2 separate regions of the Homo sapiens genome follow, and region 2 is linked to region 1. The links are chromatin loops, found by intact Hi-C in ENCODE. Cell type or tissue: heart left ventricle. All regions are shown on one strand. Each heading gives the region's core, and the rest is flanking DNA. Links, peaks and the distances in the headings are about the cores only. Region 1 overlaps LMF2 (lipase maturation factor 2). Region 2 overlaps PPP6R2 (protein phosphatase 6 regulatory subunit 2).

Region 1 (10,386 bases), core at 8-8,007:
CCAGAAATAAACACTTCAATATATGGTCAAATGGTTTTCAACAAGGGTGCCAGAATCATTCAATGGTGGAAAGAATGATCTTTTCAACAAATGGGGCCAGGAGTGGTGGCTCACGCCTGTAATCCTAGCACTCTGGGAGGCCGAGGTGGGCACATCACCTGAGGTCAGGAGTTTAAGACCAGCCTGGCCAACGTGGTGAAATCCTGTCTTGACTGAAAATACAAACATTAGCTGGGCATGGTGGTGCATGCCTGTAATTCCAGCTACTGGAGAGGCTGAGGCAGGAGAATCATCTGAGCCCGGGAGGCAGAGGTTGCAGTGAGCCGAGATCTCGCCACTGCACTCAAGCTTGGACAACAGAGCCAGACTCCATCTCAAAAAACAAACAAGCAAAAACGAATGGTTCTGGACAAATAGAATATTCACATGCAGAAAAATGAAGTTGGGCCGGGCACGGTGGCTCACGCCTGTAAACCCAGCACTTTGGGAGGCCGAGGTGGGTGGATCACCTGAGGTCAGGAATTTGAGGCCATCCTGGCTAACATGGTGAAACCCTGTCTTTACTGAAAATACAAAAATTAGCTGTGCATGGTGGCAGGCACCTGTAATCCCAGCTACTCTGGAGGCTGAAGCAGGAGAATCGCTTGAACCCGGGAGGCGGAGGTTGCAGTGATCCAAGATCTCGCCACCGCACTCCAGCCTGGGCGAAAGAGTAAGACTCTGTCTCAAAAAAAAAAAAAAAGAAAAATGAAGTTGGACACTTACCTTACACCACATACCACATACAAAAATTAAATCAAAATGGATCAATGACCTAAACTTTTTTTGCTTTGAGACAGGGTCCTGTTCTGTCACCCAGGCTGAAGTGAAGAAGTGTGCCACAGCTGACTGCAGCCTCGACCTCCTGGGCTCAAGCGATCCTCCCATCTTGGCCTCCAGAGTAGTAGGGGGACTACAGGTGCACACCACCACAGTTGGCTAATTTTTATTTTTTGTAGAGACAGGGTTTCTCCATGTTGCCCAGGCTGGTGTCGAACTCCTGGGCTCAAGTGATCCTCCCACCTTGGCCTCCCAAAGTGCTGGAATAATAGACGTGAGCCACAGCGCCCGGCTGACCTAAACTTAAGAGCTAAAATGGCCAGGAGCGGTGGCTCACGCCTGTAATGCCAGCACTTTGGGAGGCTGAAGCAGGTGGATCTTGAGGTCAGGAGTTTGAGACCAGCCTGGCCAACATGGTGAAACCCTGTCTCTACTAAAAATACAAAAATTAGCCGAGCATGGTGGCACTTGCCTGTAATCCCAGCTACTCAGGAGGCTGAGGCAGGAGAATCGCTTGAATCTGGTAGACGGAGGTTGCAGTGAGCTGAGATTGTGCCACCACATTCCAGCCTGGGCGACAGAGTGAGACTCTGTCTCAAAAAAAAAAAAAACTAAAACTTTAACCTTCAGAAGAAAACAGAAGACAAGCTCCTTGACATTGCATTAGGCAATAATTCCTTGGATATGACACCAAAAGCACAGACAACAAAAGAAAATAGATAAGTTGGCCAGGCGCAGTGGCTCAGGCCTGTAATTCCAGCACTTTGGGAGGCCGAGGCTGGTGGATCACGAGGCCAAGAGATCAAGACCATCCTGGCCAACATGGTGAAACGCCATCTCTACTAAAAATACAAAAATTAGCTGGGCGTGGTGGCGCGTGTTTGTAGTCCCAGATACTAGGGAGGCTGAGGCAAGAGAATTGCTTAAACAAGGGAAGTGGAGGTTGCAGTGAGCCGAGATCACACCACTGTACTCCAGTCTGGCAACAGAGCGAGATTCCATCGCAAAAAAAAAGAAAGAAAGAAAGAAAAGTTTATTTTTCTAATTTTTCTTTTTCTTTCTTTTTTCTTTTCTTTTTCTTTTTTTTTTTCGAGACGGAGTTTCGCTCTTGTTGCCCAGGCTGGAGTGCAATGGCGTGATCTCAGCTCACTGCAACCTCTGCCTCCTGCGTTCAAGTGAATCTCCTGCCTCACCCTCCCCAGCAGCTGGGACTACAGGCGCCCGCCACCACGCCTGGCTAATTTTTTGTATTTTTAGTAGACACGGGCTTTCACCCTGTTAGCCAGGATGGTCTCGATCTCCTGACCTCGTGATCTGCCCGCCTCGGCCTCCCAAAGTGCTGGGATGACAGGCGTGAGCCACCGCGCCCGGCTGATTCCTCATTTTCAACCCAGTCTCTCTTGACCACTAAGCCAACTAGTTCCAGCTTTTTCTGAAGACAAGTCAGGTTGCCCTCCCAAACCTTCCCTCTTCATACAGGGGCCTTCTACCTGACCTCTGAGATTTCTCGCCCAGCACCTCAGCAAGGGCTTGTCTGATGCTGCTGTACTTTGTCTACCCCTCCAATCACAGGAGTCCGTAGTTCCTAGAAAATCTATTTTTGCTCCTGTCCCAATCCGCTGAATAAACTGTATACAAAATTCAGGTGTGGAATCTCATGTTGCTCCCTTTGGTCAAGTTACCTATTTTCCCAAGCCTGCATCTAAGCTTGATCCTTCTCCTGCTAAAAGCATCTTCGGCCGGGCGTGGTGGCTCATGCCTATAATCCCAGCACTTTGGGGGCCAAGGTGGGCAGATCATGAGGTCAAGAGATCGAGACCATCTTGGCCAACATGAGGAAACCCCGCCTCTATTAAAAATACAAAAATTGACCGGGCACGGTGGCTCGTGTCTGTAATCCTACCACTTTGGGAGGCTGAGGCGGGTGGATCACCTGAGGTCAGGAATTCGAAACCAGCCTGACCAACATGAAGAAACCCTGTCTCTACTAAAAATACAAAATTAGCCAGGCGTGGTGGCACATGCCTGTAATCCCAGCTACTCGGGAGGCTGAGGCAGAAGAATCACTTGAATCTGGGAGGTGGAGGTTGCGGTGAGCCAAGGTCGCGCCATTGCACTCCAGCCTGGGCAACAAGGCGAAACTCCATCCCAAAAACAAACAAACAAAATACAAAAATTAGCTGGGCATGGTGGTGTGCGCCTGTGGTCCCAGCTACTTAGGAGGCTGAGGCAGGAGAATTGCTTGAACCCGGGAGGTGGAGGTTGCAGTGAGCCGAGATTGCACAACTGTACTCCAGCCTGGGCAACAAGAGCGAAACTCCGTCCCCAAAACAAACAAACAAAATACAAAAATTAGCCGGGCGTGGTGGTGTGCGCCTGTGGTCCCAGCTACTCAGGAGGTTGAGGCAGGAGAATTGCTTGAACCCGGGAGGCGGAGGTTGCAGTGAGCCGAGATTGCACCACTGCACTCCAGCCTAGAGGACAGAGCGAGACTCTGTCTCAAAAAAACACAAAAAACAAAAACTTCCTGGCCAGGTGCAGTGGCTCACGCCTGTAATCCCAGCACTGTGGGAGGCCGAGGTGAGGGGATCATATGAGGTCAGGAGTTAGAGAACAGCCTGGCCAATATGGTGAAACCCCGTCTTTATTAAAAAAATAAATAAATAAATTAGCTGGGCATGGTGGCACGGCCTGTAATCCAAGCTACTCCAGAGGCTGAGGCAGGAGAATAGGTTGAACTCAGGAGACAGAGGTTGCAGTGAGCCAAGACTGCACCACTGCACTCCAGCCTGGGCGACAGAACAAGACTCCGTCTCAAAAAAAAAAAAAAAAAAAATCTTCCTGGGTATTCTCTCTGCCAGCTCTCTGCCCCAGCTTGTCCACGACCTTCTCCTCAATACACAAGTGTGCACCCCTGTCCAATCTCCCACTTAATTCACAGGACAGCTCTAGATCTCTGCTTACTTGCCAGACAGAGACAGTCAGACACCTGGACCGTGGCACCCACCTGTCCAACCTCGCCCAGCTCAGATCACCAACCTCATCGATTTCCTTGCAAAACTTTTGACTTCCGCCTTGGACTTTTGCCCCTTAAAATTTTATCTCTGCAGAGTTAGAATATGACATTGCTTTGTCGATACCATAATAATAAGGCTACAGTAAAGGGAGAGCTATTCCCTCCCAAATTACATTTTCTCTAGATTGGGCCACTCTTGCCATTTTAAACTTTCATTTATTTACTTATTTTTATTATTTTTTTTTGAGACAGCGTCTCGCTCTGTCACCCAGGCTGGAGTGCAGTGGTGCGATCTCGGCTCATTGCAACCTGCGCCTCTCAGGTTCAAGCGATTCTCCTGCCTCAGCCTCCTGAGTAGCTGGGATTACAGACATGTGCCACCATGCCTGGCTAATTGTTGTATTTTTAGTAGAGACAGGGTTTCACCACGTTGGCCAGGCTGGTCTCAAACTCCTGACTTCATGTGATCCACCCGCCTCAGCCTTCCAAAGTGCTGGGATTACAGGCATGAGCCACTGCGCCCAGCCTCATTTCTGGTCTCTGTTCCTGCTTTTCCTGCTCGGCGAGCCACACAGCTAGAATCATCTCACCAGCCAGGGCCTCTGCCCGTGGTTCTTGTGCAGCTCTGGAGAGCTGCTCTTCCCATCCAAAGGTCTTCGATCCCCTACAGTCCACAGTTCCCAGTTCTCCCCTCCACGTGCATGGAAGCAGGACACCCCAATCTCATCTCTTTTTTTGTTTCTTTTAAGAAACCAGGTCTTGCTCTGTTGCCATGCTGGGAGTGCAGGGGTGCAATTAGAGCTCACTGCAGCCTCGAACTCCTGGCTCAAGTGATCCTCCTGCCTCAGCCTCCTGAGTAGCTGGGACTACACGTTCAGGCCACCACATCTGGCTACATTTTAAATTTTTTTTTTTGTAGAGAGAAGCTCTTGCTATGTTGCCCAGGTGGTCTTGAACCCCTGGCCTCAAGTGATCCTTTTGTGGCTTCCCAAAGTGCTAGGATTACAGGAGTGACCGCTGTGCCTGGTCGTCTCACCTTCTTTTGACATGGAGCCCCAGCCTTGGGAGGCAGATGCTGAACCGTGTCCACAGTGCCCCCTTCTGGAAATTCTCCACAAGCCAAGGTTTTGGACAGCTCCAATGTCTGGGGCTATGGCATTTCAGGCGGGAAGTCTCTGCAGAGAGCAGTACCTGCCTTCATCCCTTCCTAGATATTAATTCACTTTCAGACACATACTGAGCAGCTAGTGTGAGCTGTTACGGTGCTGGCTCTGCAGACAGAGCTGCAGCGAAGACAGACGCCAACCCCACCCTCACACAGCCAATCCTGTGCTAGTTTTTTCTGTAGAACCACCACTGGGTTTCCAGTTGGTCTGGGTTATCTGGTGAACTCAGAGACTTTCGCTGTCTTCTGGACACTCCACAACAGTCCAATCACCTGCGGGGACCCTGACCTCTGCAAACCTCCGGGGGGTGGTTCCTTGGTTGGCCGCCCTCCTCTGACGGCTCCGCCTCCCTGCCGAGCCCTGGGATCGTCCTCCCTGGCTCCTGCCTTCTCTCTCATAGGATCTCATTTGTTCTGACACACTTATTCTCAAGCCCAGTAGTTACTCTTGAATATTGCTTATAGAGGTGTGTTTCCTTGAATATTCAAGCATATGTGTTATGTAATGGGTAATAATAAAGTAGGAATGTGCATATATGAATCAGCACAAAATAACTAAAAAAAATCCCATCTCCAAAGTCACTGACTATTGACAAATTCTGGACCTACTTCTCCGTTTGTTGTTTTTTTTTTTTTTTTTTTGAGACGGAGTCTCGCTTTGTCGCCCAGGCTGGAGTGCAGTGGCGTCTCGGCTCACTGCAAGCTCCACCTCCTGGGTTCACGCCATTCTCCTGCCTCAGCCTTCCAAGTAGCTGGGACTACAGGTGCCTGCCACCACGCCTGGCTAATTTTTTCTATTTTTTTTAGTAGAGATGGGGTTTCACCATGTCAGCCAGGATGGTCTCGATCTCCTGACCTCGTGATCCACCCGCCTCGGCCTCCCAAAGTGCTGGGATTACAGGTATGAGCCACCGCACCCGGCCTATTTTTATTTTTTCTTGAGACGGAGTCTTGCTCTGTTGCCCAGGCTGGAGTGGTGTGGCACGATCTTGGCTCATTGCAACCTTCGCCTCCCAGGTTCAAGCGATTTTCCTGCCTTAGCCTCCCGAGTAGCTAGGATTACAGGCACACACTACCATACCCGGCTAATTTTTTTGTACTTTTAGTAGAGACAGTGTCTTGCCACGTTGGCCAGGCTGGTGTTGAACTCCTGACCTCAGGTGATTTGCCCGCCTCGGCCTCCCAAAGTGGCGGGATTACAGGCGTGAGCCACCGCGCCTGGCCCAGATTCTCTTTTTATAAAATTATGATTGTATCACTTAACTATTTCTTCTCGACAGTTGTTATACACAAAGGCAGTAGCTCATTCCCCTAATGGATCCCTTACTTAGCTATCACCTCATAAACAGTTTCCAGCTAATGAGTGTAATATACACAGCAGCCACAAATGTCTCCATGCAAATTTTTTTTTTCTTTTTTAGACGGAGTTTCACTCCTGTTGCCCAGGCTGGAGTGCAATGGCACGATCTTGGCTCACCACAACCTCTGCCTCCTGGGTTCAAGCAATTCTCCTACCTCAGCCTCCTGAGTAGCTGGGATTACAGGCGCCTGCCACCACGCCCGGCTAATTTTTGTATTTTTAGTAGAAACACGGTCTCGCCATGTTGGCCAGGCTGGTCTTGAACTCCTGACTTTGGGAGATACACCCGCCTCGGCCTCCCAAAGTGCTGGGATTACAGGTGTGAGCCACCATGCCCGGCTTAAAAATTTATTTTTGACAAATGCAAGTGGTTTTATTCCTTTTTTTTTTTTTTTGCATTTTACTAGGAAACAGCCTGTGTGTGTTTCCTCCCGGTGCACAGCCTATATGGTTCTTTGACCAAATGGTGTCTTAGTCACTGCATCTGTTAGAGACTCAGCTTCTCATCAAATCAGTTCTATATAGGCTGGGCGTGGTGGCTCACACCTGTAATCCCAGCACTTTGGCAGGATGGTGGGGGGGGGGGGGGCGGTGGATCACTTGAGGTCAGGAGTTCAAGACCAGCCTGGCCAACATGGCGAACCCCGTTTCTACTAAAAATACAAAAATTAGCTGGGTGTGGTAGCGTGCACCTGTAATCCCACACAAAAGCTTGCATATCCAATGTTCACAGCAGCACTATTCACATAGGAAAGGCGGAAGCCACGCAAGCGTCTATCGATATACGAATGAATAAGGACAGGGAAAACGTGGCCCCTCCGTACACTGGACTGACTCAGCCCTAAAGGAACACAGCGCTCATACGTGCTATGACGTGGGTGTGGCCTTGAAAACACCGTGCTGAGTGAAAGAAGCCAGACACAAAGGTCCCATGTTACTGATCCAATTTACAGGAAATATCCAGAGTAGGTAAATCCACAGAGACAGAAGGTAGATGAATAGTTGCTTAGGGCTTGGCAGGGAGGGGTCAGAGGGCAAAGGCTAAAGGGTTTGGGGTTTCTTCTGGAGATGAAAGGTTCTAAAATGGCCTCCGGGCCAGGCGCCGTGGCTCATGCCTATAATCCCAGCACTTTGGGAGGCCGAAGTGGGCAGATCTCCTGAGGTCAGGAGTTCGAGACCAGCCTGGCCAACATAGTGAAAACCCATCTCTACTAATAAACTACAAAAATTAGCCCGGTGTGGTGGTGCACGCCTGTAATCCCAGCTACTTGCAAGGTTGAGGCAGGAGAATCGCTTGAACCCAGGAGGTGGAGGTTGCAGTGAGCCGAGATTGTGCCACTGCACTCCAGCCTGGGTGACAGAGTGAGACTCCATCTCTAAATAAGTAAATAAATGGACTCTGGTGATAGACGTGCAACTCTGTGAATAAACTGAAAGCCACTGAATTGCGCACTTGAACGGGTGAATTGTGTAGCACGTGGCTTACCAAGAGAGCTGCTACACAAAACAAAACACAGAACGCATTCATCAAGTGAGCTTGAAAGCTTAGGAACATCAGGCCGGGCGCGGTGGCTCACACCTGTAATCCCAGCACTTTGGGAGGCCGAGGCAGGCGGATCACGAGGTCAGGAGATCGAGACCATCCTGGCTAACATGGTGAAACCCCGTCTCTACTAAAAAAAAAATACAAAAAATTAGCCAGGTGTGGTGGCGGGCGCCTGTAGTCCCAGCTACTCAGAGAGGCTGAGGCAGGAGAATGGCGCGAACCCGGGAAGTGGAGCTTGCAGTGAGCCGAGATCCTGCCACTGCACTTCAGACTGGGTGACAGAGCGAGACTCCGTCTCAAAAAAAAAAAAACTCAGGAACATCAGCCTGGGCAACAAGGGGAGTGTGGGTGGTGATGGCAGCCTGAGGCAGGAGAATCATTTGAGCTCAGGAGTCTGAGACTGCAGTGAGCCACAACTGCACCACTGTGCTCCAGCCTGGGCAACAGAGTGAGACCCTGTCTAGAAAGCCAAGAAGCCTAGGAACAGGTTTTTTAGTTTTAAACATATTACTTTTTTTTTTTGAGATGGAGTCTCACTCTGTTGTCTAGGCTGAAGTGCAGTGGCATGATCTCGGCTCCCTGCAACCTCTGCCTCCCAGGTTCAAGCGATTTTCCTGCCTCAGCCTGTGGAGTAGCTGGCATTACAGGCACCCGACACCATGCCCAGCTAATTTTTGTATTTTTAGTAGAGATTGGGTTTCACCATGTTGGCCAGGCTGGTCTCGAACTCCTGACCTCAGGTGATCCACCCACCTCGGCCACTCAAAGTGCTGGGATTACAGCCATGAGCCACAGCGCCCAGCCTATTATTAAGCCAAGGCTGACTTCTCGATTGTTTATTCCATGTATAGGAGCCCCTTGAAGACATCTGAGAGTTCACGCCACAGGCTGTGTTTGAGCACAGGGCTCTGCCTGGGTGGGCCAGATGGAGGTCAGTGACATGAGGGAGCTGGGTACATTGGGAGCTGCCCAGGGGTCTGGCAGGAGACCAGGAGGCAGGGGCTGTACCAAGAGGACGGGCCAGAGGCAGAGGAAGCTGTGCTGTGAGTTTCCAGGGTGGGCAGTGACCTCTGATTGATAACCTGACCCCAAATGGAAACCTGGACGGTGCCCTGACTGCTGTCTCTGCTGCTGTTCTCTTCCCAGGATGGAGGCCAGGGGCATCAGATGCACCTTCCCTCCTCCGTCCCAACCCAGGGCCTCCAGCTACCCTCCCCCTGGCCTCACTCTGCAGAGGAGCCTCTTCTAACCTGCCCACCTCATCTCTCCTTCTCCCCTTGCCCACTCTGGCCCTTCCGTCCTTTCCTGAGGCCAAGAAGTGGGAGCAGGAGGGAAGTGAGGGACCGGCTCCACCACCGACCTTGGAGTGTGGAGCTGACAGGTCCACCGGGCTGTGCCAGGCCTGAGGCTCCTCTGTGATCAGGCAGTGGGCAACACCAAGCCAGGCCTCTTCAGAGAGAATGCTGAGGACGGGGCAGGAGGGTGCCCAGGGAGCCACGCCGTGGCGGAGCCTGACTGTGCTCTGGGCGGCCCACTGCCTGGGGCAGGGGAGACAATCCCATCCTCATGCCTCCTGGGAAAGCAGCACCAGGCACACAGCCAAGCACAAAAGACGCCTTTATTGGTGCCCAGATCTAAAGGGCAGGATGGGCTGGTGTGAAGATGACGTGGAAGATGACAGTGCTTCCCCTCTTCCCCTGGGAGTCAGCCTCTTCCCCTCTGGCACGGGGCCTAGGGTTGGGGGCTCTAGACTCAGACCCCCACAGCCCAGGGCAGGGGAAGGGTCTTGAGCTTGGTCGTGTTTTCCTCCTGGGCCAATCACAGAGGCAATAGTGGGAGTCCTGGGGAGGGGCATGGCTGGCGTGGGGGTGGGGCCTGGAGCCCTCAATGCAGCACCCTGCAAACCCCAGGGGCAGCCCCCCAACCTGTGCCTGGCCCTGCAGGGTCAGCTAAGGCACAGTGGCTGGGTCCTGTCCTGCCGGAGGCCAGAGCACTCCCGGCGACCTGGCCCTCTCAGGACGTGCAGCTGGGAGAACACAGCTACTTCTTTCGCCGGGTGGTCCTCGAACTACTGGAGCAGGGGTTGGGGGCTGCGGTGGCCTGTTCGGAGGCAGCTCCGGAGTCTTTCTGGGAGGCTGGCCTGCGCTTCTCCCCGCTGACTGGTGCCAGCGGGGAGGACCGGAGAGAACAGGGTGCTAGCAGGGCTTGCACAAATCTGACAGCCCCCACGGCCATGAGGAGCCCCCAGAGCAGGGCGGGGGCCTCCAGGGGAGACAGCTGAGAGCGAGTCCAGTGGAGGGCCTGGGCCAGGGTGCTGTTGGCGCTGCGGGTGCGAGGTGGGCTTTTCTCCTGTGGGAGGGAGGGAGGGAGGGAGGTTGGGGAAGTGCTTACTGGGTTTACCCCGGGAGGCTGGGGTCACCCCTGCCACCTCCCCCAGCCTGGCTGACACCCCCTTACCTGTAGTCCAAACTGCCTGAGCA
Region 2 (14,736 bases), core at 6,737-14,736, 57 kb before region 1:
TCCCACTTTATCCTGGTATATAATTCTTTTGATATGATGCTAAGTTTGGTTTGCTAGTATTTTGCATCCATGTTGATAAGGAACATTGGTTTGTAGTTTTCTTTTCTTGTAGTGTCCTCATTCAGCTTTGGTATCAGAGGTAATTCTGTCCTCACAGAATGAATTAGAAAGTATTCTCTCTTAGTTTTTTGGAAGAGTTTGAGAAGGATTAGTGTTAACTCTTCTTTAAATGTTTGGTAGACCTCATCGCCAGGAAAGGAAAAACAAACAACAAAATAAATGTTTGGTAGAATTTACCAGCAAAGCCATCTGGTACGGGCTTTTTGTTGAGAGGTAGGTCTGACTCCATGTTACAGATGAGGTGACACAGGAAAGCCTCCTCCAAGGTTGCTCAAGGTCACATGGGCAGAGAAGGTGAAGCCAGGATTTAGGACTACGTTTCTGTGGAGAACATGAAGCAAATGAGCCTCCTGCCTTTCTCTAGCTCCAACCCCACTGTGTGGAACGAGGAGCCCAAGCTCGAATCCTGGTGTGGAATATACACCTCACCCCATTCCCCTCTCCATACAGTCCTCCTTCTCCATGGAGGCAGAAGAGGGTCTGGGACACAGGCTGCCGTGGCCCTGGAATGTAAGAGACGGCAGTGGGGGGCGAGTGCGTCAGACCTATGTCCCCCTCTCTGTCCTCATCTGGAAGAAGCTACATGGGAGGTGAGAGATGGCAGCTGTCCTCGTTCAGCCACCTCTGTCCCCCAGGGGAGTATCTAGGTGGCCAGAACCACCTCTGGGCTTCAGCCCATGCTGGTTAAGTCTGGGCTCCCTTGGGGAGTGTCTGAATGTGCCCCTCACAGTCTCACGTTTGTGTGGTGGACGATATGCACACGCCTGCCCATCCTGGGTGGAATCCTCATGTGCTTGAGAGTCTAACACACTTCCAATAATTCATGAGAAAGACAGAATCATAAAGGAACTTCTCACATACTTAGAACTGAAGAATCATAAAAATACTACTTAGCAAAATGTGTAGAATGTAGTTAAAGTTGATTGTATACAGGGAAATGTAGCCTTTAAAGACAGACTGGAAAGAAAGGCTGCAATTAATGAGTTGAGCTTCCAACTGAAGGACAAAAGAAGCCAGGCCTGGTGACTTATGCCTGTCATCCCAGCACTTTGGGAGGCGGAGGCGGGCAGATCACCTGAGGTTGGAAGTTCAAGACCAGCCTGACCAACATGGCAAAATCCCGTCTCTACTAAAAATACAAAAATTAGCTGGGCATGGTGGTGGGCACCTGTAATCCCAGCTACCAGGGAGGCTGAGGCAGGAGAATCACTTGAACCCAGGAGGCAGGGGTTGCAGTGAGCCGAGATCGTGCCACTGCACTCTAGCCTGGGAGACAAAGCAAGACTCCGTCTCAAAAAAAAAAAAAAAAAAGAATAAACCCGCAGAAAGTAGAAAGGTGATGATTCAGATTGAAGCAGAGACCAACAGACACCCACAGGCAGGAGGCAGAAGTGCTCAGTGGCTATTTGAAGAAGCTCCGTAATAGAGAGATGACCCTCAGGAAAACGCTTAAAACTCCTTCCTAGCTACCCAGAGACTGGACTTGTGAGGAGTTAGGACGCCACCTTTAGGAAGGGTTTCCCTCAGCTTTGTGGTGTAGCCGGCAGGAGAAAACCGATCTAAGAACTGTCTTCTGTCCTCTGTTTACCCAGGACTTGTTCTTTAAGTACACCTGGAATAACTTTTTGCACTTCCAAGTGGAACTATGCATAGCCGCTATTCTCTCCCACGCTGCCCGTGAGGAGAGGACAGAAGCCAGCGGATCCGAGAGCAGGGTGGAGCCTCCGCATGAGAACGGGAACCGGAGCCTGGAGACTCCCCAGCCGGCCGCCAGCCTCCCTGACAACACAATGGTGACCCACGTGAGTCCAAGAAGCATCCATCTTATCAGCGCCAACTGCGCCCCACTCAGACCGTGTCCATGTCAGCGCTGACGTGTGCCGGACCTCACTGTGCAGCTGACACGGGGGCAGGGCTTTGAAAAGGGTCCCCAGGTGTCTGGTCAGACGCTCGTAGACAGTGGGGCTTGAGTGGGTCTTGCAGATCTCATTCCTACCTGCCTTCAGCAGGGGTACTGGTGCCTTCCACGTGCAGGCCTGGCAAGGGTTAGCACTGGATGAGATGAGTTCAGTCTGGCCTCCAGCTGGAGGCCCAGGGAATAAATGCCCAGGGAGCCAGCAGTGTCAGTGATGGGAGCCACACGGTGGGGAGGGGATGCTGAGGGACATGCAGGCCAACCAGGGACTGTCACCCGGATAGCAAGGCCACAGGTATATCGTAGTGTGAGGTGGAGCCCAGGAAAAACATCTCAGGTACAAGAAGTGATCTGTGTCAGGGCCTGGAGGTGAGAGAAAGTGCTGAGGGCAGACAGCCCTAGTCGTTCTTCCGGACACAGAGAAAGAGGGCAGGAGAGTGGCCAAAGTGGAGGGCAATGGAGAGACGGGGAGAAGGCCCAGGGGAAGACAGGGGTCAGGGGGCAATTCCAGGAGTTGGAGGAGAAGGGAGAGGGTCCTTTTCTCGGGCTTCATCTTTAGGGCGCTCAGCAGTATGAGCCCCGAACCGCACCCTCCTCTGGTGTTTGGTGAGGACCGCGGAGGCTGGGGCTGTGCGTGCGCAGCAGTCAGGGCCTGCAAAGTCCACACAGACGTGGCCGCCAGCCAGCCCTGCCCAGTCCAGGGATGGGTGGAGGGGTGCGTGCCGCCTTCAGACCCTGACTCACGCTGTCCCCCTGCCCCGCCCCCCAGCTGTTCCAGAAGTGCTGCCTGGTGCAGAGGATCCTGGAGGCCTGGGAAGCCAACGACCACACGCAGTAAGAGCCGCTCGGACGTGGAGGGACCCAGCCTGGCCAGTCAGGGATGCAGAGACGCACCTCACCCAAGCCCTGGTGACGCTGCGTGCAGGACTGCAGGATCGGGTGGAGTGTAGGGTGTGCGACGTGGCTCCACGTTCTGGGGCTGCTGTGCAAGGGGCCCTTCTACTGGGCGGACAGCTGCAAATGCTACTTGGGGAGGGGACACAGGGAGCCGACAGGAAGCGGTCCCGTCCCCACCAGGCACCTGCTCTGGCCCCCGCCCAGCCTGGCTTTGCCCTCTTGTGGGTCCGCTGTCCGTTCCTGATCTTCCCCAGGAACTCGGGCCCTCCGTCAGCACTCGCACACAGGGACGCGTTATTTTGGTCTTTCCATCTTCTGCTTAATGGGTGCTCCCTCTGGTCAGGACACATGTCCCGCTTATTGTCGTGGGCCCAGAGCCATCCCCACCCGTTTGCTGTCCTGCTGGGAACTGTCTGGCTCTGGGCGATATGAGGAGGGACTCCAGGGAGCTGGGAGGGGTCTGAGTGCAGCTGTGGGGAAGCAGAGGCCGAGCTGGGCTGTACAGCATGGAGGTCCCGCCCAACCCTCCCCTTGGGGTGCTGAGCCTGAGCTTGGTAGCTGGCAGCATGGGCTCACCTCCTGCGCCACTGCTGCCACCAGCGGGACTTAGGCCACGCCACGGCCTTTCTGCCTCCATTTCCCTGTCTGTAAAATGGAGTGAGAGCAGTGTCTGTTTCCTCATCTGTCTCAGTGGCACTTTTGGTAGTGAGGTTGGGGTGAGCCTGCTGCACGTGGCAGGTGCTACTCAAACAGAAGTGTCCTGGAGGAGGGCAGGGGGCGCGGACACTGGGCAGGGGCCGGGCATTTGCTCTGGAGGTGAACCTGGAGGAGGGCAGGGGGCGCGGACGCTGGGCAGGGGCCGGGCATTTGCTCTGGAGGTGAACCTGGAGGAGGGCCGGGGGCATGGATGCTGGGCAGGGGCCGGGCACTTGCCCTGGAGGTGAACCTGGAGGAGGGCTGGGGGCGCGGACGCTGGGCAGGGGCCGGGCATTTGCTCTGGAGGTGAACCTGGAGGAGGGCTGGGGGCATGGATGCTGGGCAGGGGCCGGGCACTTGCCCTGGAGGTGAACCTGGAGGAGGGCTGGGGGTGCGGACGCTGGGCAGGGGCCGGGCATTTGCTCTGGAGGTGAACCTGGAGGAGGGCTGGGGGCGCGGACGCTGGGCAGGGGCCGGGCATTTGCTCTGGAGGTGAACCTGGAGGAGGGCCGGGGGCATGGATGCTGGGCAGGGGCCGGGCATTTGCTCTGGAGGTGAACCTGGAGGAGGGCCGGGGGCATGGATGCTGGGCAGGGGCCGGGCATTTGCTCTGGAGGTGAACCTGGAGGAGGGCCGGGGGCGCGGACGCTGGGCAGGGGCCAGGCATTTGCCCTGGAGGTGAACCTGGAGGAGGGCCGGGGGCATGGATGCTGGGCAGGGGCCGGGCATTTGCCCTGGAGGTGAACCTGGAGGAGGGCCGGGGGCATGGATGCTGGGCAGGGGCCGGGCATTTGCTCTGGAGGTGAACCTGGAGGAGGGCCGGGGGCGCAGACGCTGGGCAGGGGCCGGGCATTTGCTCTGGAGGTGAACCTGGAGGAGGGCCGGGGGCATGGATGCTGGGCAGGGGCCGGGCATTTGCTCTGGAGGTGAACCTGGAGGAGGGCCGGGGGCGCGGACGCTGGGCAGGGGCCGGGCATTTGCCCTGGAGGTGAACCTGGAGGAGGGCCGGGGGCATGGATGCTGGGCAGGGGCCGGGCATTTGCTCTGGAGGTGAACCTGGAGGAGGGCCGGGGGCGCAGACGCTGGGCAGGGGCTGGGCATTTGCTCTGGAGGTGAACCTGGAGGAGGGCTGGGGGCATGGATGCTGGGCAGGGGCCGGGCACTTGCCCTGGAGGTGAACCTGGAGGAGGGCCGGGGGCATGGATGCTGGGCAGGGGCCGGGCATTTGCTCTGGAGGTGAACCTGGAGGAGGGCCGGGGGCATGGATGCTGGGCAGGGGCCGGGCATTTGCCCTGGAGGTGAACCTGGAGGAGGGCCGGGGGCGCGGACGCTGGGCAGGGGCCGGGCATTTGCTCTGGAGGTGAACCTGGAGGAGGGCCGGGGGATGGATGCTGGGCAGGGGCCGGGCATTTGCCCTGGAGGTGAACCTGGAGGAGGGCCGGGGGCGCGGACGCTGGGCAGGGGCCGGGCATTTGCCCTGGAGGTGAACCTGGAGGAGGGCCGGGGGCATGGATGCTGGGCAGGGGCCGGGCATTTGCTCTGGAGGAGGGCCGGGGGCATGGATGCTGGGCAGGGGCCGGGCACTTGCCCTGGAGGTGAACCTGGAGGAGGGCCGGGTGCGCGGACACTGGGCAGGGGCCGGGCACTTGCCCTGGAGGTGAACCTGGAGGAGGGCCGGGGGCATGGATGCTGGGCAGGGGCCGGGCATTTGCTCTGGAGGTGAACCTGGAGGAGGGCCGGGGGCGCGGACACTGGGCAGGGGCCGGGCACTTGCTCTCCGAAGTGAACCTGGAGGCCTCTGCCACTTGGCTCTCTGGGTCGTGGGTCTGGCAAGGTCGGGGCCAGGAGGCCGCCCCGATGGTGCCTGTTGCTTTCAGGGCAGCGGGTGGCATGAGACGTGGGAACATGGGCCACCTCACACGGATCGCCAACGCGGTGGTGCAGAACCTGGAGCGGGGCCCTGTGCAGACGCACATCAGCGAGGTCATCCGAGGTGAGCCCCCAACCCGGTCATCCTTCTGCTGGTCGCGGGCACCGGGACCCCGAAGGAGCTGCCGCCTGAGACTAAGCTCTGCCCGGCAGCAGGTGCTGACTGCACTGACAGTGAGAGACCCATGGCCACCTCTGTCCTCTCACTTCACACATCACATCTCTCCTCGTGGGGGCCTGGGTCTCATGTGTCAGTTCTATTGGGCGGACTTCTGTGGAGACCCTGCCAGGCGTCAGCGTGTGGCACAAGAGACAGTCCCTCCCGGGGTAGTTGGTGACTCCGGAGCTGGCACTCAGAAGCCGTTAGCGCCACCGGGCTCCTTGCAGCTCAGGGAGCCCTGCCTGGCTAGGCTGTCCTGGCTGTGTGCTCTGCACTCAGGTGATTGGAGAGTCTCATTCTCACTCAGGTGTGAGATTTCGTAGCACAAGTCTCAGGGGAGCAGGTTGCAGCCTGTTTCTTAAGAACGCAGTGGGTTAGGTGGGCGCAGGCACAGCACATGTGTGGCAGAGGCGGGCCCAGCTGTGGCCTCTCCTCCCTATACCCGTGTAAGGTGAGGAAGCTCTGGATAGTCCTCCCCGCACCCCAGGACCATAGTGAGGGGACTCCTGGGTTGGGCTCCATTAGCCCCTGGCGAGGTCAGGCCTGCCGGCTGCCATCACAAATAATAAAAGCAGGGCAGGAGGAGCTTCCCCACATCCTGGAGGGCAAAGTAGATGGGTGGAGGTGGAGGCCAGGGACAGCTCCCCAGGGCAGGGGCAGTTTAAGGAGGCGAGGGGCAAGCAGGAAGCTGTTGGATCATTCCATACGATCTCCAGATTGTGAATCCTTCCAGGACTCTGACCTCCCCGGAAAAACAGGCAGGACACGCGCCCAGGCCTGTAGGCTGCTGCTGAGTTTGGGCCTGTGAGGTGGGGGGAAGGAAGCTGGCTGCTTTCTCAGATTCTGTTCCACGGCTTCTGCGTTTCTGGGAGTTCCTCAGAATGGGCTTCCACCCAACAGACTTGGAACTCAGATGCCCACTGGGGTTTCGGTAGGGGCAGAAGTGCCCACCACCCTGCCCACAGGTGCTGCACCTCAATCTCACTGTGGCCCCAGGCCCCTCCGGACACGCGGCTATGCTGCCTCTTTCTCATCCGGCAAAGCCCCTGCTTCAGGCCCTCAGACGGGCTGACCACAGTAGCAGCGCCCCATCCTCCCGGACCCAGGATGCACCTGCCGGAGCCCCCGGGTGCCCTGCACCATCTGCACGGGGTCTCCCAGGGCTCACCAGGCAGCACTTCCCTTGCAGGGCTCCCTGCGGACTGCCGTGGCCGCTGGGAGAGCTTCGTGGAGGAGACGCTGACGGAGACGAACCGCAGGAACACTGTGGACCTGGTGAGGAGGCTCGGGGCTGCCCCCTCGGTGCACGCACGGTGCTGGGACGCCGTCAGACGCTCCTGCCTTTGCCCTGAGGCAGAGGCCAAGGGAGGCACAAGGGCCGCACGCCTGCCTGCTCCTCTTGACTATGCGGTGCCCCTGCATAGTGTGTCCTCCGGGCTGATGTCCGTAACAGAGACCCCGTCCTGTGCCACACCCAGGGCTGGGTCTCTGAGGACCTCTGTGCAGAGCCGGTGTTGGCCTCAGGTCCCTTTCCTCCCACTCCAGGAGCTGTAGCTTGTTGGCAGAGGGCTCCTTTTGCCTGAGACCCACAACCTGCCCCCTGCACATGGAGGTCGGGCTGTCACGGGGCCTTGGCCTCACCTAGGCACCTCCTTACACAGCACGGCCTCCTGGGCCCAGAGATCTGATGAGTGATGTGCTGGGTGGGGTCTGGGAGCCCTGGGCTGGGCATGGTCCTGGGCGCTGGGCTGGGTGGGGTCTGGGGCGCTGGGCTGGCTCACACGCCCACCCCATCTGGCCTGTGTTTTAGGTGAGCACTCACCACCTTCACTCCTCAAGTGAGGACGAGGACATTGAGGGTGCTTTCCCTAACGAGCTGTCCCTTCAGCAGGTGAGGGCGTGGCCGGCACCTGCACCCTGCCGGGCCCTTCCCGGCACCTGTGTGCGCTGCGCTTGGTCCTCCAGACGAGTCTGATGGCATCTCACTAGCAAAGGGGAGCGGGGGCTCGTCTCCGAGCACGTATGGGGCGGGGTGGGTCTGAAGGGAGAACCCCAAAGTCACTCCACCTTGATGAGAGCACTGAGGACACGGCAGATGGACTCGAAAGTCAGAGAATATGGGGCGTATCTCAGATGTGACCGCAGCGAGCGCGCAGCCTGAGTTTTGGTAGAATCGTGAGCCCTGAACAGAGTTTACTGCCCACTTGTGCTGGAGGAGAAGCTCCCGAACAACTAGAGAGATTGTGGTTCCCAAAGAGCAGCCTCCAGGCCTGATGCCTCCTCCATGACCGGTGTCTGTCCGTCCCTCCCTCCCTCCCTCCCTCCCAGGCCTTCTCTGACTACCAGATCCAGCAGATGACAGCCAACTTCGTGGATCAGTTTGGCTTCAATGATGAGGAGTTTGCCGACCAGGACGACAACATCAAGTGAGTCTACTTGGAGCGCACTCTGCACGAGGCGCGGCTCTCCCTGCTGCTGAGCTCCCGTGGAGGCAGCTCCCTGAGGTCTTGCCGGGAGTGCCGTCTGATGTCCCCGGGAGACAGCAGGTGTTCCCAGTTGTGTGAGGGTGCTGAGGCCCCCGATGAGCACCGGGGGAGGAGCACTGAGGCCCCAGATGAGCAGTGGGCCTGGAGGAACGCTGAAGCCATCCCCCTTGCTCTTGCAGTGCCCCGTTTGACAGGATCGCAGAGATCAACTTCAACATCGACGCTGACGAGGACAGTGTGAGCAAGCCGGGCTGTGTGGGGTGCCGCCACCCTTTTCCCAGGCAGCTCAGGCCATGCCCATGGCTCGGTCTGTCATGGGCCTGTGCGGTGGGGCTGGGAGAGGCCCCTCTGTGGAGCTCGGAACAGTCGCTTTCCTTGCCCCTCCCCGTCCTCCCCTCCAGCCCGGGGCTCCCACATCCCGAACTAAGCCCCTCTGGGAGCTCTATGGGGAGAGCGGCTCCTGTCTCCCCCAGACCCTCTGGAAACTCACCTTGGCGTTTTACTCTGCAGCCCAGCGCAGCTCTGTTTGAGGCCTGCTGCAGTGACCGCATCCAGCCCTTTGATGATGATGAGGACGAGGACATCTGGGAGGACAGTGACACTCGCTGTGCTGCCCGGGTGATGGCCAGACCCAGGTGCGGGGCCTGCCCATCCCCACAAAGCCTCTGCCGAGGAGGTTCAGCCCCCAGAACACCTGTCAGACGCCCTGTGGTTCGTTAGCTGGCTTGCAGAGCAGCCACACCTGTCCTGCCAGCTCTGGGGCCCAATGCAGCGGGTGACCCTAAGGAGCCCAGAGCTGAGGCCTGGAGCGTCTCGTGCTCCTCTCTCGAGACGATCTGTGCTCACCCTCAGCCCCGAGCCTGGGGCCGCCACTGACCCTCCATGTTAGGCGTCCGTCCTGGGCCACCAGACATCTGACTCTGAATCTCCCCCAGGTTTGGAGCCCCCCATGCTTCAGAGAGTTGCTCAAAGAATGGCCCAGAGCGTGGAGGCCAGGATGGGAAGGCGAGCTTGGAAGCACACAGAGATGCACCTGGGGCAGGTGCCCCACCGGCCCCCGGGAAGAAGGAAGCGCCCCCTGTGGAGGGTGACTCAGAAGGTGGTGCTGGGCGCCAGGGGCTGGGAGTGTGGGTATCGGGGACAGGACATGGTACCCCGGCCTGGGTGTTGTGGAGGCTTCATTTGGAGCTGAGGCATTTGGGGCTCACTGTGGCCCGGAGCCTGAATCCCCAGCTATTTCCCAGCCGTCCTGAGTAGGGGTCTGTGCTGCGCTGTGCCCAGCGCAAGGTGGCCTCCTGCCCCTGCCTTGCAGTTGTGGTCACTCAGCCACGTTGCCAAGGCTGGTGGGTGGTGTCCACCTAGTCTCCATCGTCCGTCCAGCCCCCACACAGTCAGGCACAGGCCTGACGCCCTCCCCAGCACAGCAGCACAGGCCGGCCGCCACCTTCATGGCCGACATCTATGGCAGGAGCCAGTCCACCTCACAGGCCGCATGGCTGATGAGACCCCTCTCCTTACCCTGCCCTGGGGGCAGCACTGAGGCACTCAGGACTTTGGTGGCGGGGGCAGAGATCTCTGTTAGGAGGGGCTGAGCTCTTCGCTGACAGAGCAAGGGTGACACCCTGGGGAAGCAGGAACATCCCAGATAGGAGGAAGACACCCCATCCTCGAGGCCAGGAAGGGGCCAGTGGTGCTCGGTGAGCTGCCGGCTCTGTGGGTTGCGGTCCTGGGTAGGACAGGGCAGTGGCATCACCTCCACACTGTCAGTGTCAGTCCTGCTGGAGGCCTGGGGGCCCTCAGGCACCTGACTGAGCCCCAGGTCACACGCCCCATGGGTGTCGGCAGCTTGTCAGGACCCTCGAGCTGTCCCCTGTTGCTCCTTGAGGGGCTGACGGGCACTGCCTGGGCCTCCCTCCTGGAGCAGCCCCATCTTCCTGTCAACCTCTGAGGGGCTCCCGGGGCAGGGGCGCTGCCTCCCCTTTGCCTGCAGCACCCCAGGCCTGCCCACGCCTGACCACTGTGTCTCTCCCCCAGCAGGCGCCATGTGGACGGCAGTGTTTGATGAGCCAGCGAACTCAACGCCCACAGCCCCAGGAGTGGTGAGGGACGTGGGTTCCAGTGTGTGGGCAGCTGGCACCTCAGCTCCAGAGGAGAAAGGCTGGGCCAAGTTCACTGACTTCCAACCTTTCTGCTGGTAACAAATGCGCTGGCAGGAGGGGGCTGTGCCAGGAAGTGCCTGTCAGGGCCAGGAGGCACCTGTCCCCCAGGACTGATCCTGTCCTCGTCCTTGTATGCAGCTCCGAGTCAGGGCCCAGGTGCAGCTCTCCGGTGGACACAGAATGCAGCCATGCTGAGGGCAGCCGGAGCCAAGGCCCTGAGAAAGCCTGTGAGTAGGAGCAGTGCAGGCGGCACCCAGCCTTGCCCAGTTTAAGGCCTGAGGCCAGCTGGCCCCCCTCCTTGGGGGCAGTGGGAGGAGGTGGCCGGGGCCTCGCATGCTGCTACGTCTCTGGTGACATTGGGGTTTGATACAGCAATGGGACTGGAGCAGCCACGTGTAGATGGGGAGGCCCCCAGAGGGGAGGCAGCAAGGCCATTGGGCTGGCTCTGAGCCTGGTCTGAGTAGGTGGCACAGCTCAGGTCTGCACCCTGGATTCCGGACAGCAGCACTGGGACCCCAGCATTGAGATGTGTGTGGGTGGGTTGTTGGCAGGAAGCTGTTCTGTGGCCTGATCAGAGCCCCTGGCCCCCAGCCCCCTAGTCAGGCTCAGAAGCTCCCCCAGATAAGGCTGAGAGCTCCAGGTGAGTGACAGCTGGCTCCCAACACTGGTGTCCCCGGTTTTGGGGTCCTTTGGGCTTAAAGGAGCTGTGGCAGGACCACACGAGGCGGAGTGGGCCCCTCCCTGAGCCTCTGCGTCCTCCTGTGAGACCAGGGCATGTGTCCCTGTATCATGGGGGAGGCAACAGGGTTGTTTGTGTGGAGACCCCATGGCAGGTGCGTGAGCCTGTCTGCCTCATCATGCGGCTCCCACACAGGCACATGTGTGCAGGCAACAGGCTGCATGTGAGAGGGCCACATGTATGGGGACCCTATGGCTGGAGTGGCCGCACCCTGTGACCCCTCCTGCCTCACTGGACAGCACAGGCCTCCTACTTTGCAGTCAGCCCGGCTTCTCCATGTGCCTGGAACGTGTGTGTCACCAGGAAGGCCCCCCTGCTGGCCTCTGACAGTAGCTCCTCTGGGGGCTCCCACAGCGAGGATGGCGACCAGAAGGCAGCGAGTGCCATGGATGCGGTGAGCAGGGGTCCCGGCCGGGAGGCCCCCCCGCTGCCCACAGTGGCCAGGACAGAGGAGGCTGTCGGCAGGTGTGTGGGGCGTGGCGGGGGCGGGCCTGCCGGGTGCATAGGGCGTGGCTTCCAGGCTCTGTCCCCAGGTCTCAGCTCCCCTGAGAGGAGGTGAGGCCAGGCCAGGGTCTTCTCCACACTGCCTCCCCCATGGCCCCGTGACCCTTCAGAGGCTGGCTGAGGCGGCGGTGGTGCCCACGCGTTTACGTGGAGGCCAGATGGGAGAAGTGTGGGGCCTTCTTTCGTGGACAGAACATCGTGTTCTCTGTTGTGAGTGGTTAAGACAAGAAGACAGGGCCTGGATGTCCCAGACAGTCCCCCAGGGACTTGGGGGAGCAGCCCCTACCCCAGATCCCAGTTGGAGAGAACAGCCCAGCTCTTGGGGCTCTGGGCCTGGCTGAGCCGCCTGGGATCTGGGTACCCTGGTGGTCGGGGAGGGGCACAGACTTTTAAGTCTGGCAGGCGAGCGGGCATCTGTGGGGCTCACGCAGACCTCGCCTGCTGCTCCCCTTCCACGGGAGGCCTATGATTCCGAGACGCCTCAGAAGCAGGATAGTAGGATGGGGGGCGGCGGCCTCAGGACTGCACTGGGGGCATCCAAATCCTGACTGAGAGTTGGAGGCAGCTTGCAGGCTGGCAGAGGCCCAGGCTCCCTTGAGCCCCCAAGAGCCATCCCTGGGGAGAGAGTGGAGAGGGAGGCTCTCCCTGTGAGGAGGTTGGAGGCTGGCCGGCCCCTCCAGCAAGCTGAACCCCATCCGTCCCCAGGGCCACAGGAAGGTCCCTGGGATCCTTCAGTAAACAGATACCTCTCTGGCCTCTGGGGTCAGGGCGTGGGTTAGCAGGAGGGCAGGACCGCTGGGGTAGATGCCAGGGCCAGGTAAACCTGAGGGGGAGGGTAGGACTGGGCTTGACGTGGGGAGGAGGGCGCACCCAGCAACGGCACAGCTGTGCAAAGACCCTGAGGCCTGAGCTCCCAGTAGGTCCAGGCAACAGTGGGGAAGTCCTCGGGCTGGATTCCTCTAGGAGGGGACAAGGTGCCTTTCACATCTGGTGGTGCATCCCAGTCACTCCTGGCTCCATGGTTGTGAAGGGCCTGCCTGGAGCGGGGTGAGGGTGTCCCCCAGCCTCACCGCCCAATGCAGCTCAGCCTGCATGCGTCCCACCTGTACTACCCTTCCCCCACAGGTGGGGCAGGCCTGACACCTCAGAGGGTCCTGCTCACTGACCCCCGGCAATCCTGGAGAGTCTGTGTGGTACTGGGGCTCCGGGCATCTCCCCCAGCCAAGCTGCAAGCTCAGCACCAGGCTGGCTCTCCCCGCCCTGTTGACCAGCAGGCCCCGTCTGTGCTCACAGCTCCTCCCCTTGTTTGGCCACCCTGTCTTCAGGGCATCTGCAGCAAGTGGGGGGCACAGCACGGGAAACGGGGCCAAGGCCGTTTCCCGATGCCGGCAGTCACTGGGAAGCCCAGGCCAGAGCCCCTCGGGTTGAAAGTCATACAGAGTTCCTGTGTGGGCTTCATTCCTTCTTAAAGTTTAGTCACTGAAATTTTTGTTTGTTTGTTTGAGACAGAGTCTTGCTCTGTTGCCCAGGCTGGAGTGCAGTGGCGCAATCTTGGCTCCCTGCAACCTCCGCCTCCCGGGTTCACGCCATTCTCCTGCCTCAGTCTCCCAAGTAGCTGGGACTACAGGCATCCGCCACCACCAGGCCCGGCTAATTTTTTGTATTTTTAGTAGAGACGGGGTTTCACTGTGTTAGCCAGTATGGTCTCGATCTCCTGACCTCATGATCCGCCTGCCTCGGCCTCCCAAAGTGCTGGGATTACAGGTGTGAGCCACCGCGCCTGGCCTAGTCACTGAAATTCTTAACAGTCTTTACCCTGCCAGGCACAGTGGCTCACGCCTGTAATCCCAGCACTTTGGGAGGCCGAGGTGGGTGGATCACCTGAGGTCGGGAGTTCGAGACCAGCCTGGCCAACATGGCGAAAACCCGTCTCTACTAAAAATACAAAAATTAGCCAGGCGTGGTGGCAGGCGCCTGTAGTCCCAGCTACTTGGGAGGCTGAGGCAGGAGAATCGCTTGAACCAGTGAGCCGAGATCACGCCACTGCACTCCGGCCTGCGCATGAGAGAGACTGACTGTCGGCAAAAACAAAACCAAAACAAACCTTTACCCACTTCTCCTAAACAACCCCTAAAAAACTGCTCTGAAAAGCAGGGAATATCATTGTGCAAAGTAAGTTGTTTTTTTCCACGGGGCTGTCTGCGTAAAACTTGCCACTTAGAGCCCTGCCTGCACCGTCGTCACGGCCCAGCCTGCAGGTGAGCTTCCTCGCGCCCCCGCCTGACCTGAGTGCCCCTCCCTCAGTCAGACACAGTGTCGTCGCCCTGCAGGAAGCCAGGGGGCCCGTCTGCTGCTCGTGGCCAGGCTGGGCCTTGGGGTGCCCGACCCCCTCCAGAGCAAGCCCCTTAGATGCCCGGCAGGGTCCTCTCTACCCTCCCATCCCCTGGGAGGTTTCCCCAGACTGTGTCCAGTGTGAGGCTGAAGTTGAGATCATAGCACAGGAGGCTCTGGGGTCCTTGAAGAATGAGGCGCTTGATGATGAGCAGGATCTGAGTGCTGCCTGGAGGAGGTTTGAGGTCATCAATGGACAGGCAGCTTGTCCCAGTACTTGGAACTTGGGGCAGCAGAGCTGCCTAGCTGGGCACAACCTGGGCCACCCCACAAAGGGCAGGAGTGAGAGGGGCCAAAGATGGTGCTCCCAGGCCGCCTGGACCTTTTTGTCCAGCTGGTCCTTGGGCATGAGGCGGGGTGGCACTGAGGGTGGGGGTGCCCGTAACCGGAGTCCATGTTTGCCACACAGGGTCGGGTGTGCTGACAGCCGGCTGTTAAGCCCTGCCTGCCCCGCGCCAAAGGAAGTGACTGCTGCCCCAGCCGTGGCTGTGCCCCCCGAGGCTACTGTGGCCATCACCACAGCACTGAGCAAGGCTGGCCCCGCCATACCCACCCCAGCAGTCTCTTCTGCACTGGCCGTGGCGGTCCCCCTAGGGCCCATCATGGCAGTCACAGCAGCCCCAGCCATGGTGGCCACCCTGGGGACAGTGACAAAGGACGGGTGAGCAGGTTGAGTGTGGGGGTAGGGGGTGTGGACAGGGCCCGCAGCCCGCACGGTTCCAACCCCACCCCATTCCTGC

What was found. Peaks named below come from ENCODE experiments on the same cell type or tissue, not always from the same donor. Only the 100,000 strongest peaks of a DNase experiment are listed, where the experiment ranks them.
Region 2: it touches region 1 in a loop (3-fold over the local background); 9 of 110 quality-filtered maps call a loop at or near these places.

What each region holds. Positions count from the first base shown.
Region 1 is chr22:50,493,445-50,503,830 of GRCh38, forward strand. LMF2 (lipase maturation factor 2) reads right to left here. Exons shown (of 14, transcript NM_033200.3): 13 at 10,364-10,386; 14 at 9,505-10,255. The coding sequence ends at 9,947. Among named protein-coding and RNA genes, the nearest start is that of LMF2, 9.1 kb to the right of the region's middle. In heart left ventricle, for the core only: a CTCF peak has its summit at 4,944 (motif pointing left); no DNase peak of the experiment used is centred there.
Region 2 is chr22:50,429,461-50,444,196 of GRCh38, forward strand. PPP6R2 (protein phosphatase 6 regulatory subunit 2) reads left to right here. Exons shown (of 24, transcript NM_001242898.2): 11 at 1,713-1,922; 12 at 2,805-2,869; 13 at 5,506-5,621; 14 at 6,907-6,992; 15 at 7,528-7,608; 16 at 8,046-8,143; 17 at 8,383-8,440; 18 at 8,714-8,838; 19 at 9,139-9,302; 20 at 10,241-10,397; 21 at 10,501-10,589; 22 at 11,362-11,566; 23 at 14,406-14,657. Among named protein-coding and RNA genes, the nearest start is that of MIR12114, 29 kb to the left of the region's middle. RefSeq lists an enhancer at 14,593-14,736. In heart left ventricle, for the core only: no CTCF peak of the experiment used is centred there; DNase peaks (open chromatin) are centred at 8,511, 10,271, 12,221, 12,771 and 3 weaker places.